Regions from separate parts of the Mus musculus genome. Here region 2 is linked to region 1. Evidence: chromatin loops called from intact Hi-C (ENCODE). Cell type or tissue: left cerebral cortex. All regions are shown on one strand.

What was found. Peaks named below come from ENCODE experiments on the same cell type or tissue, not always from the same donor. Only the 100,000 strongest peaks of a DNase experiment are listed, where the experiment ranks them.
Region 2: it touches region 1 in a loop (2.8-fold over the local background); 2 of 42 quality-filtered maps call a loop at or near these places.

What each region holds. Positions count from the first base shown.
Region 1 is chr14:124,218,087-124,226,086 of GRCm38, reverse strand. The region is part of intron 1 of Fgf14 (fibroblast growth factor 14); the gene reads left to right. Among named protein-coding and RNA genes, the nearest start is that of 1700024B18Rik, 230 kb to the right of the region's middle. In left cerebral cortex, CTCF peaks have their summits at 3,445 and 4,920 (motif pointing right); DNase peaks (open chromatin) are centred at 2,511, 3,438 and 4,911.
Region 2 is chr14:124,666,464-124,674,463 of GRCm38, reverse strand. All of the region lies in intron 1 of Fgf14 (fibroblast growth factor 14), which reads left to right. Among named protein-coding and RNA genes, the nearest start is that of Fgf14, 6.7 kb to the left of the region's middle. In left cerebral cortex, no CTCF peak of the experiment used is centred here; a DNase peak (open chromatin) is centred at 4,517; H3K4me3 peaks cover 752 bases.

The DNA.
Region 1 (8,000 bases):
GGTGGTCATCTCATGGTACTGGCATCTCCAAAACACTGCATGACCCCTTCAGTCCTGGGCCATCAATTGCAACTGAGGCTGGGTTTGTCTGACCTTTAATTTGAGATAGATGCAAGATAAGCTTCCCTAGCTGGGAACATCACTTCCTTGTAGAAAGGTTCTAAAGAAAAAGAAAGAGGTTGGGTAGAAATGGATTTCCACTTCATAAGGAGGAACATAAAAATCTTCTTTAGTATCTCTCCTGTTTATCTTTTTCCCGTTATACACGATGTGGCAGGAACTGTTCCCTACAGCATCATGTATCTACATTGAAAGCAAGAGATGTGAGTTTCTAGAGCAAAAAAAGTGAGTGGGACATCAGGTGGCAGAGAGTATCTGGGATTCATTTGTCTGATTTGAGCATATTGCAACAGTGAATAAAAATGGGGTTCTCTTGACAAATATGGATGGAGTTCTCTTCACTAAATGTTTGTTGTTGATGACTCCAAAAACCTTAAAAATCACTTTGCAATTCTTCTTCAGGTCCTTTTCAGTAAATTAACATGTTTTTATGCAAATGTTAATGTTTGAGAGAATGCATGCACTCTTTAAATTCTTAGGACACAGCCACAAATGCCTTGCATTTCTAAGTACAAATGTGCCTTGACTCAATTTTCTGCTTCTTTTGAGTTATTAGTTGAGTACCAAATTAATAGTATTTTAAACAGCATCCATTTACTAAATAATACTCTAGTCACCCTAAAGAATTATTTGCTTAATTCCTCAGAAGAGCAAGCACATAGAAGCAGGTGTCCCTGCACACTACCCCCAAGGGAATATTAAATTTTGCAACTAGGCCATGTTGTTCAACAGCCCTCACCAGAACATGCTCATCCTTGAAGCCCACATTGAGCCATTGAGCAGGGGTTTCATTAGAGAATAGGATAAATGTTGGGGTGTTGCCATGAAAGTTTCCTGAGAGAAAATAAAATGTTGATTTGCCTTCTTAACTCTTAACATGACCAGAATTTAATCACCTCAACACAGAGTCCATCAGCCATTTCACAGACCTATTTGTCTCAATGTAAAAATAAAGAACCAAGGGAAAAAAGAAGGAGAGGTAATGCTATAGCCTTATGGGCCATGAGACAGATCCAGTAATGGTCTCCCTTAAAGTGCCTGCTAAGCCATCACAGATACTTAGGCTGAATTTACTGAAAAAAAATAAGGATAAATAAAACAAATCAAAACAACAACAGCAAAAACACTTGGATTACAAAGTAAAGCAAATGCAGAATTTCTGAGACGTCATATTTCAGAACTTCAGAAGAGAATTAGAGCTGGCAGATGCTCTAACCCAGGAATGTTTGATTATTGTATGAGTTTTAATACCTTCTTTGATGAAAGCACAGTGAGTCAAACTCCTCTTTTGTTTGTACCTTAAAATGGAAAACAGCTCTCACTTTTCTTCTTTGTCATTAATGAGGCTTGTGCATTGGGAACCTATTTAATATCCTTGTTAATGAGCTCATTTTAATATCTTCATTTGTGATCAAGCCAGCTTCATTAGATAGACCTCTAAGCCTACTTGTTATAGTAAAAGTGTTATGCAACTGTTTCAAATATGACAGGTCTCTCCCCAGATCTTTCCTCTTATCTCTATCTTGTGTGTCTTCTGTTTCTATCCTTCTTTTCCCTCCTTTTTAGTTCTTGTGGAACTGTTAAACAGTTGGCATTGTATTTGCTAAGCAATGAGAACAGAGATACTTTCAATACACTTGCATTGCTGATTTTACAAATAATAAAGGATAAAAACAGTGATAATATATAGTGTATTTTCCAAAGACATGGCCACATGCCTTTGCGCTATCTTCTCTTTTATTGGGTATCCTTGATAAATATTTTGCACATGTGAGAAATCTCTTGGACACAACTATAAAGTGTGACAAAATGAATAGTCACTGTGCTTGGACATCATTTGTTTTATCAAACATTTCCTTTTTCCTTTTAAATTGAGTTCAGTATTGCATTTGGACTAATTTTCTTTAATTGTCCTGAAAAGATTCTATTTAAAATTTTATATCATTAATTCACCTCTTATATACTATTATTTTTACTGTCTTCTTCTTTTACTTTAATTTTTAAAGGCAATTCGTTTTAAAGGGAGAATAATTTCTAAGAGTGTTTTATGTCAGAATTTGATATCTAGTGGTTCAAAACTCTGTCACTAGGGAATCTTTCCAGATGTAATACATAATATATAATATTTCAGTAGCTGTAATAAAGAAAATATTTATAAAAATGACCTTCAGACAATTTAACAATATCTGAACAACCACAAATGATGGCATCTTCTGGCGACTGTATGTTGCTTGTCCAGGGAACTCTACTACAGAGCACTTCACAACAGTGCTGCAGTATTCGTCCAACCTGCAGTGATTTCCATTCTCTAACAGTGCAGCAGCTTGCTGTAGCTGGCAAACAGAAGCTGCATGAAATGATTGACAGCTAAAGATGGAGTTTGCCATTTTTAGAATCCCTCATATTCAGAATGGTTACTTGAAATCAATCTTTAGATAGCATTTGGACAGTAGGGTAGAATGCTGCACTACAATTTAAAGAATTTACTCTCTGTAGCTGGATAATTAAAAGTAGGAAGAGAATGTGAACAGTAAGTGCCACAGGAGGCCAATTAAAATTTTTGCCCTTCAAATATCACAGACTGAAATTTCACATAGGTTTTTGTCTTAAAACCGGAGAATCTATACTCCAAGCTCTGTAGTCCACAAGGTCTGGGTAATAGCTGCACAATTCATGCTATGATATATATATATAAAGCTTTACAACAAGTAAAGAAATGGTCAAGACTATATTCTGATTAAACTTCATTAAACTGAACAATGGGGTAGACTTAGACTAAGAATCATAATTTTCTAAGGCATGACTTAGACTTTTAAATATCCATTGGAATTTTAACTCAATTTCCACATGGAAAATTGTTGTATAAACCTGAGTATAAAGACTTAGATCAGGGATGAGGATTGTCTGTGCAAAGCCACATCCAAGGAAGCCAGGGCTAAAGACTTCAGTCATTTTCCCCCAGATTAGAGTGTTTCTGAAACTGAATATCTTCCTTTTACTGGGGAGACAATTTTGTAGATGCATCAGATACATGTGAGTATGTGGGTGACAGGATATTTGACAGTTCATCTGCTATTTCCTATATACTAGAAAAATTCAAAGAGCAATATATCTCAAGATATAAATATAATCTGTTAACAATCCTTTGTCTTCCAACAGTCATATTGACATTTTTTTAAAGTTTGATTCTCCAGTACAGTCATCTATATTACTGATGTCTGCTCTCGTTAAGGTAATAAAGAGCAGGCATTTCTTGAGACATGAAGCAAGCTTTCTATTCTTTTCTATCATAATAACTAGAGTAACAGTGGCCACTACTGTCCAATCAGATAATTGCACCATTTTCCTCTCATTGCTCTGGGTAGCACAAACATTAACCTGGAAGCATTTTCAAGGAGTTTTAAAACATGTCATCTGGATGGACACTGCTATGAATTAAAGAAATGCTCATTTATTATTAGCTATGAATCAATTTGTTATTTATGAATAACCTATGTAACTCTAGAAACTCCAATATAATACAGTAACAGTTCCTATTATAAAATAAAAGGGGTTTAAATATTAAAAGCATACTTTTATATAAAGTTTTAGTGATTTCATGTAAAATTAATGAATACAATAGCATGATATAATAGGTAAGATTTTTTATTTCAAATATTAATCCACCAATATTTCTGTAGAACCATTGTTTTAAAAAACATTCATCACAGGTTTGAGAGAAGAATAGATTACTAGAATAGAGTTAGGATTTTTGCCCTGGATTTATTAAAAATATTGGAGAATATTTTCATTTATTAGATCATAGAAGCACTTTTCTGTTATCTAAGAATTTCTATTGGCATTTCTAAAGCATTTGGCCTTAACTAGAAATGGTTTCTCCAGGATTTCTTTTTTTTGTTTTGTTTTGTTTTATTTTTTTCATATTTAAAAATCCCTTTATTCTTAATCACATTGGCCCTTCTTTTTTTGCCCACATTTTTTATTAGATATTTTCTTCATTTACATTTCAAATGCTATCCCAAAAGTCCCCTATACCCTCCCCCCGCCCTGCTCCCCTACCCACTCACTCCCACTTCTTGGCCCTGACGTTCCCCTGTACTGGGGCATATAAAGTTTGCAAGACCAAGGGGCCTCTCTTCCCAATGATGGCCAACTAGGCCATCTTCTGCTACACGAGCTCTGGGGGTACTGATTAGTTCATATTGTTGTTCCACCTATAGGGTTGCAGACCCCTTCAGCTCTTGGGTACTTTCTCTAGCTCCTATATTGGGGGCTCTGTGTTCCATCCTATAGATTACTGTGAGCATCCACTTCTGTATTTGCCAGGCACTGGCAAAACCTCACAGAAGACAGCTATATCAGGGTCCTTTCAGCAAAATCTTGTTGGTTTACGCAATAGTGTCTGTGTTTGGTGGCTGATTATGGGATGGACCCCAGCTATTAAAAACAACAAATTTATGAAATTCTTGGGCAAATGAATGTATCTGGAGGATATCATCCTGAGTGAGGCAATCCAATCACAAAAGAAGTCACTTGATATGCACTCACTGATAAGTGGATATTAGCCCAGAAACCTAGAATACCCAAGATGCAACTTCCAGAACACAAGAAAATCAAGAAGGAAGACCAACGCATGGATATTTCATTCCTCCTTAGAATAGGGAATAAAATATCCATGGAAGGAGTTGCAGAGACAAAGTTTGGAGCTAAGACGAAAGGATGGAGCATCTCCAGGATTTCTTATGCCTTAGAAAAGCTTGCTAGTTTCAATGCCAAAAGCAGGCAGCAGAGGGCCCTGCAAATTTAACTGTCCAGAGATTTGCTGAAATGAGTAACAATTTTCTTTAGTTCTTGTGAAGTCTGTGCTTATGAATTGCAAAGGCTGCAGTTTCCCTGCAGTGGAAAAGAAACAAAGGGGTATACATAGGTGAAACTATCTGATGTTGATATAATTTTTGAAATTCTCATGTAGTTATTTATTCTAGTTATAGAATTCTAGTTAGGGAAGTCAAAAGCTTGTGTGGCATTTCAGGGTTGATTAGCTTTGTGATTGGGTAATTACAGCCACAGCAGCAAGCATCCACCATATGCGAAGTTTATGCATATTGATGAAGGTTGTAAATATATGGAAATATCTTGGTAGTCTCTGCTCAGTTTGTACTTTCTGTCTGATGAATGATTTCTGTTTTTCTAAGATCTGGAACTGTAGGCTCCTTGAGGACTGTATCTCTCCTTAACATTTTCTTTTGCCAATCTCTGTCCTCCATATATCTCTTCTTGCTCATTGCATTTCTAGTCTTTTTTATGTACTCACTTTTTCTTTTAACAAATGTTTATTGAATTTAATAGGTGCTAAATACTTGGGCTTCCACTCTTATGGAATTTGCTTTCTTTTTTTATATAAAATATTTTCTTTATTTACATTTCAAATGTTATTCCCTTTCCTGATTTCTCCTCTGAATACCCCCTGTCCATCCCCCATCCCCCTGCTCACCAACCTACTCACTCACACTTCCCTTTTGTCCTTCTTAGAAGAGGGAACAAAATACCCATGGGAGGAGATACAAAGACAAAGCATGGAGCAGACTGAAGAAAAGGCCATCCAGAGACTCCCCTACCTGGGGATCCATCCCATATTCAGTTACCAAACTCAGACACTATTGTGGATGCCAACAAATGCTTGCTGACAGAAGCCTGATATAGCTGTCTCCTGAGAGGCTCTGTCAGTGCCTGAAAAATACTGAGGTGGATGCTTACAGCCAACCATTGGACTGAGCACAGGGTGCTCAATGAAGGAGCTAGAGAAAGGACCGAAAGAGCTGAAGGGGTTAGCAGCTCCATTGGGGATAAACATTACACACACACACACACACACACACACACACACACACACTCACACAGACACACACCAAGAAGGTATGCCATGACAAAAAACAATCTGAAAAGATAAAGAGGATCTGAAATGTTCAAGCTAGTTACTTTAGATTGACAGTTGCTTTAGATTGACTGGGCAGGCAATGCCTCTCTGAAGGGGTGGAATTGGAGAAAAAAATCTGAATGACAGAAAACAGCCCTTCAAGTATTGCAGATAGTCAAAAGCAAAGTTTTACAAAATTGCTTCAAGACTGCACAAGCATTTCATGTCTGAGGAATGGAAAGTAGGCCAACCTGCCTCCCTGCAGTGCTTCCATTTCACCTTGAAAAGGAGAAATGACCTGGGAAATGTTTTCCCTCTCTGTGTTACTAGAAAATCGTGGCTACACTGAGCAACTCTACCCATCTTCCTTTCTCTTTCACCACTCAGGTGTTTCCAGAGGAAGAGGTGTAATACCAGTCAATCACCCTTAAAAAATCCTCCCCTAGATATAATTGTAAAAGCTTATCTACTCAGGCAATGCTTTTATAAGTGTATCTTCCAGTTATTACTTTGACAAACTTTCATGGAGGTGATTGATTCAAGTTGTCTGCTTTGCAGTTGCACAGATTAGCCAAGGCTTATTTGCTAAGTTGAGGAGTAAGAAGCAAAAATATCTGCATATTCTGGAGTTATTTCTCAAATAACTCTGATCTACCTGCAGTAATAATTTCTCTGTAAAGTTCTATTTTATCTCCAAACTATTTTTTTTCTCTCTGCCCCATCCATTTTGGATCACCTGTTTCTTAAACTTTCCTCAACTTCAATTTACCTGACTTCTTCCTAGACAATGTCTTTTGTTATAAAAGAATTTTGTAGGCTTTTGTTCCCCAGTTTTGTTTCTAAAATGCTAGACAAAATACAAATAAGTGAAGCTAGATGCATTATATCCTATGCCTTACAGGGGTGTTTTTCCATGGATAATGATGTTATACAAAGTAGATCAGCATTTGCATTTTGTGAACTGTGACAGGAAGAGGAGGAATGCCTGTATGATTCCATTATAACAAGGTTTAATGTTCAAGATGCAAAGCTAACCATGCTCAAGTATACATCTCAGAATTCTGACTTAATCAGACTCATTCAAGGGCCTTTATCTTTCAAGATGACTCAAAATGGAGGGTGTGTTTATCATCAGGGGGAAGGGGTGTGCTTTAGCTCCTAGGACCAAGAATATGCAGTCAAAAATTAAATAGAGAATAAAACGGTTACAGCTGGCCAAAGGCACTTTTAATAGTCATATAAACGATTGTGTCTAATGTTGCTGTTGGTACATTTAAATCAATTTCCAGGAGGGTTGCAGAAACCTTGCCATTTACAATCAGGGAAAAAAAGGCCTGACCCAGAACAAAAATATAACTCACATAATTAGAACATAAGAAGAATTAGAGAGCAGCAGAAAACCTGAAACTTTGCAGGTTTCATTCATTCATCACTCACAATTGTACCAACCTTCTTGATCTCAGTTTGCTACCAAGGCAAGGCATCTCCAGCTTAGTTTTCCATTTTGAGTTAAATATTCTTTGCTGGAGAAAGACCTGTGCATTTTAATGTATAATGTTCAGTGGCATCTCAGGCCTCTGCCCACTAAGTTGCCAGTAACATCAGCCCACCCTCTGCTCCGGTTTCTGATAACCAAACCAAGTCTTCAGGCATTGCTAAAGTTCCCCTGGGGATCCAAATCACCCCCTGAAGAAATACTGCTTCTGGTGAAGGTGTTATTTTACCCTGATGAATCAGACTGATTATTTAGGTCTTATCAGTTTCCCCGAAAGAGTTATAGAAGATTTGGGGGAACAAAGACGTTGTTTGGTATGTTTATGAGATTACATAATGAAAGTTAAAGACAATATACACATTACTGTAGCAATTTCATCTAAAGAAGACACTGTTTTGGCAATCCAAGGGGATCAATTTGAAAAGAAAACAAATGATCTCATTCTTATTAACTGAGAGATGTTTAGAA
Region 2 (8,000 bases), 450 kb before region 1:
CTAGGGACCTCAAACTCAGCCCTTCCATAATACAGGGGAATGAGAAATAACTCAGAGGTGGAGAAACAGTAAGCTTGTTTTCAAGACTTTTATGTTTTTATTGTAAATAATTTTACTGAAAATGCTGACCACCCCTGCTCAATTGAATATCTTTTTATTATAAGACTTGCCCCTTCCCATCCACTTTCATCTCTCTAGAATAACTTCCTCTTTCCAAAGTACTTTGGAAGTTGTTAAACTAATGATTATTTATTTTAGGGAGAAATTTATTTTGCAGCTAATGTACTTGAATGGTGAAGTGGAGGGGTTAACCTACGATGTGTCTGATAATATAGATGACTATTCTAATAGGATAGTTAAGGCTCAGATTGCCAGGGATTTGAGTCTAAACTGGAAGTCAGAGCACTTAGTAGATTCCCCAACCCCCCACCAAAATAAAAAAAAAATGTGTTAAACTGTGGAGCTCACCTTCAAAAGGCTGGACTCAAACCCATGTCTGCCATTTCCTTTGAATATTGTACTTGGTGAGGTCTATTCTCCTGCTATTAACATGAAGCCTATAATCATTTGCAACTTTTTGATCCCAAGATAGCAGTACAGCTAAGAATTTAATTGGGTAATTAAAATAAAACAGGGACCAAAATCCTCTTAACTGTTAAAAACAAAAAGAACAGATTGGCTACCACCTATTATGTTATCTTAAATCTACAAGGAAGACAATTAACTTGTTTCAAACTAAAAAGCTTGACAGAATGCTGCCAAGCACTAGGGAATTTGTTGCAAAGCATTGCCTCCTTAATATTTCAGAGGCAGATTTTAGGTTGGTTTTTCTTCCCAATATTTGCAAGTTTTGAAATAATTTACTGATTATTTTCAGCTTTGAAATCCTCAACAATTGTGGAGAATTAAGATAAAGGTTCCTGAGAATTTTAGAGGCATGGATTTAATGGTGAAATTTATTCATCAACTCAGAACTTACTAATCAACTCCATAGTATTGCATTGTTCTGTAGTTGTGTTATGTGATAATCTAATGAGAAAAGAACATGTAGCATGCTTTTGGGCTACATTAAAAAAAAACAAAATAGCTTAAACTTTTTTGGATGTAAAGTAAATCTATGAATTTCATGAAAATACCTAGTATTTTACAGCACAGTGATTATCAGAGAACACATTTTGATGTATACATGTGCTCAAATGTCCCACTTTCTGTTATTTTCCTAGCACAGCAATAGCTAGGAAATTAAGGAATATTACCTGCTGTAGCTTTTGCTGTCAGTATGAGTCATGCAAGGTGACTGTATTTTAGGCAAATCATTAAGTAGGAATAATAAGTACAAGATTTTTTTTTTTTTTTTTTGGGCCTGGAGGAGGCTTGTAATGTTTCCTTGAACCAGTTTAATAGTTTAGAATGACCAATGTGTATATCAGACTTGTTTAGGAAATAAACTAGGTCACTGCTTTTGAAGCACAGAGTGATAAGGTAATAAATAAGGTTGATAAGTACTAAGGTTGTGTCACTTGTCTGTCCAGATTCCTAAAACCAGTAAAGGAGTCAGGGACTCTTTCACATGCTGTATCCAATATACCACTTGCTAGATCCCCAAGCCTCCTTATCAATTCTGGAAATTGTGGAAAACTCAGATTTTAAGATACTTTATAATGTGTGAAAATTTTCTTAAGTACAGGTATCTGTGGTGGGAGGATGTGTAGGAAGCATATTACCTAGACATAGCTTCACAGAGTGCACTGGGAACATTCCATAGACCCATTGCCTCTGGTGTTCCCTTTTCTGAACTCAGCCTCATCTGCTAAGTAACTAACTCAACCACAGAACCAGGAGAGGCTGATAGCAGCCATAGCACCTTCTGTTTCTTACTGGCATTGGTATCTTTAAGACCCATTTTTTAAAAACTAATTATTTTCTGTATACCAAACACCTAGTATGTTAGGGCAATTCATTTACACATAGATTTTAAAAAGTTACTTGCATATAGGTGTGCCACATCCTTTTGAAGTGAGAAAATAGGGAGACTGGAAAGAAAATACCAGTAAGCTCTCCCTTTTCCCCTTCTCAACCTGCAGTCTTACACTGGGGTTTTGCAGAGCTGGGTCAGCCAGAAATTGGCAACTCTAAACACCAAGTGGGCAGAAAATGAAAACATCAAATTCAGATAGCATGACTAGAACAGGAAACAGGTGGAAGGTTCTTCTTGTAACATTTTTAAACCGAGGTGTGTCTGGACTCCATCTAGAAAGTTTTAGTTATTGAGGTAAGGTGAGTTATACAGAGTAGTGCCACTTTATGAATCAAAGGTAGCATTTTTAGCTAGGCTAAGTTCTGAATTTCTAGGAGAATGGATTTTTTTCTTTTCTTTAGGTTGACATCCAAGTTAACAAGTATAAAGTCACCTTTAACAATGTAGATGATGTTCAAATGATGCATTGCTATTTGAATATGATAAAGCTAACTTTATACTGTGCTTCACATTTCCCACAGTCGACTATTACTTTATATGTTTGAATCTAGCTTTCCACGTTTTAGCAAGGCATACACTGGAAACTTTTGTGTTTTCATACAAATGGTAACAAGGACAACAACCAATGTTTTTACTCTTTTATACAGTTTGGAGTCATACTTCATTCATACTGACTCATACGTTTTATATAAATACCATGTGTATGTATCAAAGTGGAAGCATTTATTCCAAATAGTTTCTCATGGCTTAGAGGGAAACAGTTGAGACACTTGGACAGTGTGGCACAAATTTTGCCTCTGTGAAGTTTAAACCAGTCATTGCATTATACATAGGATTGAAAAACAAACATACACCACTGAGCCCAACTTAGCCACACCCTCGGGTCAATGTGGGTCAGAGATAGATCTACTTATTCATCTACCTGCTAGTGTTTAGTCTATACGTGTTTCCTTAGATCTTTAGTTAATGCACCATGCATCAGATCCAGGTGTGAGTTAAACCTGGACATTGGAGAGTAGGGGATTTTCTGAGGGAGACTGTTCAATTTCTCAATTTATTTCCTTATATGCAATTCCAGTATTTTGTTATTCTGTTTTGGAATGGCCACTGCATCTAGATGTTTTCTTGTGTATTTCTCCAGTTGCTACACAATCATGCTTCTACTTTAGTAAAAAATGTGGGATGATTGGGAAGTCAAAAGGAAGAACTACTAGAATTTTTTTTCAATCATGGAAGTCAAAAGGTAGAGAGTCTGTTTTATAGAGATCACTGACAGTGGTGTTAGACACTACTACATTTCCTGTTTCCTGACAAAGCTTCTGCTAGAGATGGCAGAAAAAATGTTGCAGTGAAAAGTTGATGGCTCTAAAAAGCTGATTCACAGCATTGTGCCCCTCTTAGTATGATTGTTGGTTAAGTTCATTCAGTGTTCACTTCCTTCCTGAATGATGAAAACAAAACTAACACACAAATGTAAGTAGGGAAGCACAAATGGTGGTGACAGTGTCAATGTTCAGCTCTCTGTACAGTTGGGTGACTTTACAAAAGAGTCCTGAGTCTGAAAATTCTGAAACCTGTGGTATATTCCTCACACCAGAGCATTCTCTAAGAAAATTAAGCCAAGGGTTAATTTCATTCTTTCTTGCCCTTAAAATAAAAAATGAAGACTGAAGACCCCACCTGGTTCCCTAGGAGGCAGGACTGGCTTAATTTTATTATCTGGTTCTTTCTTGTTCCTCTTTTGTGGAAGTCAAGTGATTTATTTCTTTCTCTAAGGCAGTATCTGGGACCCTCTTTTATGGTCTTTCTCTTTCTTCCTTCCTTCCTTCCTTCCTTCCTTCCTTCCTTCCTTCCTTCCTTTCTTTCTTTCTTTCTTTCTTTCTTTCTTTCTTTCTTTCTTTCTTTCTTTCTTTCTTTCTTTCTTGTCATTGAGTTGGCAGCTGTTTCTAATGATGCCTTCTCACTTCTCGCATTCCGTTCTTTTGCAGTTTAAAAGGCAGTAATTTTCTAACCTTTTGGCTCAATATACTTCCAACCACCAAATTATTTTGCTTCCTTTAGTTGGGAACCACTTTGGTAGGGTGGAGGATGCTGGGCCACTGTGCCTTTGGAATGAGAAGCTTGGAGTTTGTATCAGGAACAACAAAGTTTGGCAGAATCTATAGCTTTGGGTAGAGGCCCTTGGCCTCTAGAAAACTGTTAACATTCCGTGCATAACCTAGTCTTAAAACTCTGTAGTTCTGATCTGTTCACAGCACGGAAATCCTTTGGAGATTTAGCTGAAGTTGGTGACAACAACAGGCTGCCAAAGGCAGGTTTTCCTTTCTGCCCAGCAGTCTTATATTTCCTAGACTTGCGAAGGGGTTTGTGTGTAGGGGTGTGGGGTGTGGGGTGTGGGGTGTGTGTGTGTGTGTGTGTGGGTAGGGGGTAGGGCAGTTACTTTCAATATTCATCCTAGTGGGCTCTGCTAGGCTGAGCAATGTAGTGGAGCTGCCATCGCAGGAGGTTTCTGTTGCCACGGAGATGACCTCTGACCCCGAAAGCATGAGTGGCCCCTTTGCGGGTTGCCTTGGTTGCTATGGCAACTGCAGTATCCAGGATCTTGGCGCTGGAGCAACTTGGGAGCAAGGGCTAGGGAACAGCTACTCTGCCCTCTTCTTTCTAGGATGGGAGCATGGTTGTTATGTGGAGCCCAGACTGCCCTATCGAAGATCCAAGGAAATAAGTAACAAGTCAAAAACTTTGACAGATTTGTAAGTAAAAATCAAAACACTTCTGGAAATAATTATATAGGATAATGAGTTCATTTTTCTTGACTTTTTTTTTTGAAAATCTTAGGGATGGAAAAATGATTTATAATGTAGTCAAGTGTTTTTTATGATTATATATAAAGTTTTGTTAATAGTAGGCATTTTTGCACATATTTTGGCTGGTATGAGAAGCCAAGTAGTACAATTAAAAGCCAGGTTTTCAGATGGATTGTTCCAAATTGGCAGGAAAGGAAAAGGAAGTGAAAAACCTTGTTGGGTTTATATATGTAGTGTACTTTTGCTTCCCAGATGCAAATGAAAGTGCTTGTAATTAAAACGTCTTCCCCCTCTGTAACATTTTGTTGTCTGAGCAATTACAGTGGATCACTGAAGTGAGCCATAACCTTTTCTACAAAGCTGTCTCTTAAATAGAGTGTAGCTTAGGAGGATTCACCATCTCTCTTCTTCACATTTTCTATATGAAATATAGTACCGAACTGTACCTGAAAAGCAAAAATAAAAGGGTCTAAAGACCAAAAAAAAAAAAAAAAACCCAATATTCTTTAAGTGGGATTAAAATGAAAACAGTCTGAACCTTGTATTCCTTCACTGTATTCCTGTTGAACATCAGGTGTTATAAGCATTAAGCAAAGAAAGACTTTGTTTGCTAAGAGACCTTACTTAGTTTGCCAATTAAACACTTAACATTCGTCATTCTGTATTACAGTTTTACTCTTAGGTGAATTTAAAAAGTAAGCCAATATATTAAAAGTGTCCCCTTTTATGATTAACATGGCTCATAAGATTTAGATTTTTTAGATTTTTTTTATTAGCTAAAAAATATTCTTCCATTTACAATGGTAACTGAATGAAGTAAAAATCTTTGTATATCATATATATAATAATAGATACTAAATAGGAGAAAGACGTTTTAAAAGTTAATTAAATAAAAATACGGAAGTATACATTTTAGGGGGTACTATAGGATGTTTTGACAAATATATGTGATAATATAGGAGATACTTTGAGTAAATGGATGATGAATGCTAGAAATATTTAAGGGTACAGGAACCAATCTAATGTGGGATATTCTAGCTTATCTTCTATTTCTATAACTGTACGAGACCAAGTAATTTAATGAAGAGAAGTTGGCAGTTGGTGGCTGTTTGGGGACGGAATATCATTCACTCTTTAAGATATGGCCACTGGGCTGGTGAGATGGCTCAGTGGGTAAGAGCACCCGACTGCTCTTCCGAAGGTCTGGAGTTCAAATCCCAGCAACCACATGGTGGCTCACAACCACCTGTAATGAGATCTGACTCTCTCTTCTGGAGTGTCGGAAGACAGCTACAGTGTACTTACATATAAAAAAAAAAAAAAAAAAAAGAAGTAAGATATGGCCACTGGTAGGCTTTCCATGCTCTAGTAAATGTGCCTCCACCCATTTACTTAGTAGCCTTAGTAGGCTATCAGAAAGAGAGAAAAAAAAAAAAGAAATGAAGTTGGGGGAACATGATGAAAGAAATATAGGATTTAGGGGCAGGAGATAGGGAAGTAATATCATATTTTGTTGTACAGACATATGAAGTTACCAAAGAATGAAAAAACACAATAAAAACTATGAAGCTCCAGAATAAACAGTTTACAAGTCTTCAGACTGGTAAATAAAAAAAATCTGAGTATAAACCAAAGTGATTTGATGCTAAGGCAAATACCCTTAAGTATCTACACTGTAGCTGTCTCTTTACAGAGCATGGTAGGCATATACATACACACACACACACACACACACACACACACACACACACACACACACATTATATATATACACAAATACATATTTGTTTTTGTGAATCATCTTGACATAAAACTAAAATGAACCACTACAAATTTGACCTTTAGAAACCTGGAGTTTAATGTCATTTTTGATAGTTATTTTAAATTTATTAAAATGAAAATTATTTATACTTGATGCATTTTTACAGTTGTGGGTTATAATTATAACAAAAATCTAATCAGGATTTAGATCATCACTGATCACTCCAGAAAAAAATTTCCTCTCTCTTTCAGAAGTGTTCTGACTTTAACTTGTTATAGTCAAATAACCCATCACTAAATCATAGTGTGTTTCTTTCAGAAGGCATAATGCGTCTTCTGAAGCAAAACATAGTCTGTGATCCAAACTAGTTGAGGGATCTTTTCTTGGCCAAAAAACAAGTAATCAAGGTCAGAGAACAGGGATTCTGGTGACCCCAAGTAACTTGCTCATCTGTGGAAAAGATTATATTAACTTTTATAATTACAGTAAAGGAGAAAATCATGTTAGCACATTTAGAAAATACTGGGGCAGTGGAGTTATCATGTTTTGGATGTTATAACATTTTTAGCTTTAGGGCTGGTGGGAGCCAGTAGACCGAAAAATTTCAAAAGTTTTAAAAGTAACAAGGGTGTTAGGTCAGATACAAAGGTTGAAAGTGAATGGCTAATAGATGGGCTTAAAAGTAGCCAAAGACAACTTTGGCTCCATCTGTAACCATCTCAGTTGTCACAGTAACCAATGATAAAAGTTCTAGGAGTTAATTACTCTGTAGGATCTCCAGCTAAGAGTGGCTTCTTCAGAGAATATCAGTATATGCTTTTGAGATTCACCTGTGTCCTTGCTGTTATACTGGTAGGTTTTAAAGGGGTCGGGCGGGGCGGGGGGAGCTTTGGCTTTTACTTTGTAAGCTGGAATTTTCTAATTGAACAGAATGATGTTAACATCCATAAGTTGTCAGGAACAACAAAATGTCAAAGAGTATGGAACTTTTAATCTTATCATAGGATGCAGAGCTGTTAGTGCAAGACAAGGAGACTCCCGGAACATATAAAAAGGACTTTATTACTCAGGAAAAACAGGCAGGCTGGGATACATGTCCTTATCATCTCATGGTGTTCTACATGATCTTTGGTTCTGTAGAAGTAATGTTCAGTGGCTTAGAAGACACCTGTACACAGATCCACCATGTACTAATGGATTCAGCAGGGTGGCATATTCCTTCATAATAATATCTCTTATGAAAAGTTAACTGTACTACTATCCTAAAAGCAGGAAAGGCTCATAATGATAATGCTTTAAAAATAAAATACAATAAAATTATGTGTGTGTCAGCAAAAGGGAACAAAACACAAATCAGAAGGAACAATAATAAAAAATTATAATAAAGTAGTAGGATGTGTTCTGAGGACTTCATGGCTGGGAAAGACTCCTCTTCACTACTATATGGAATAAC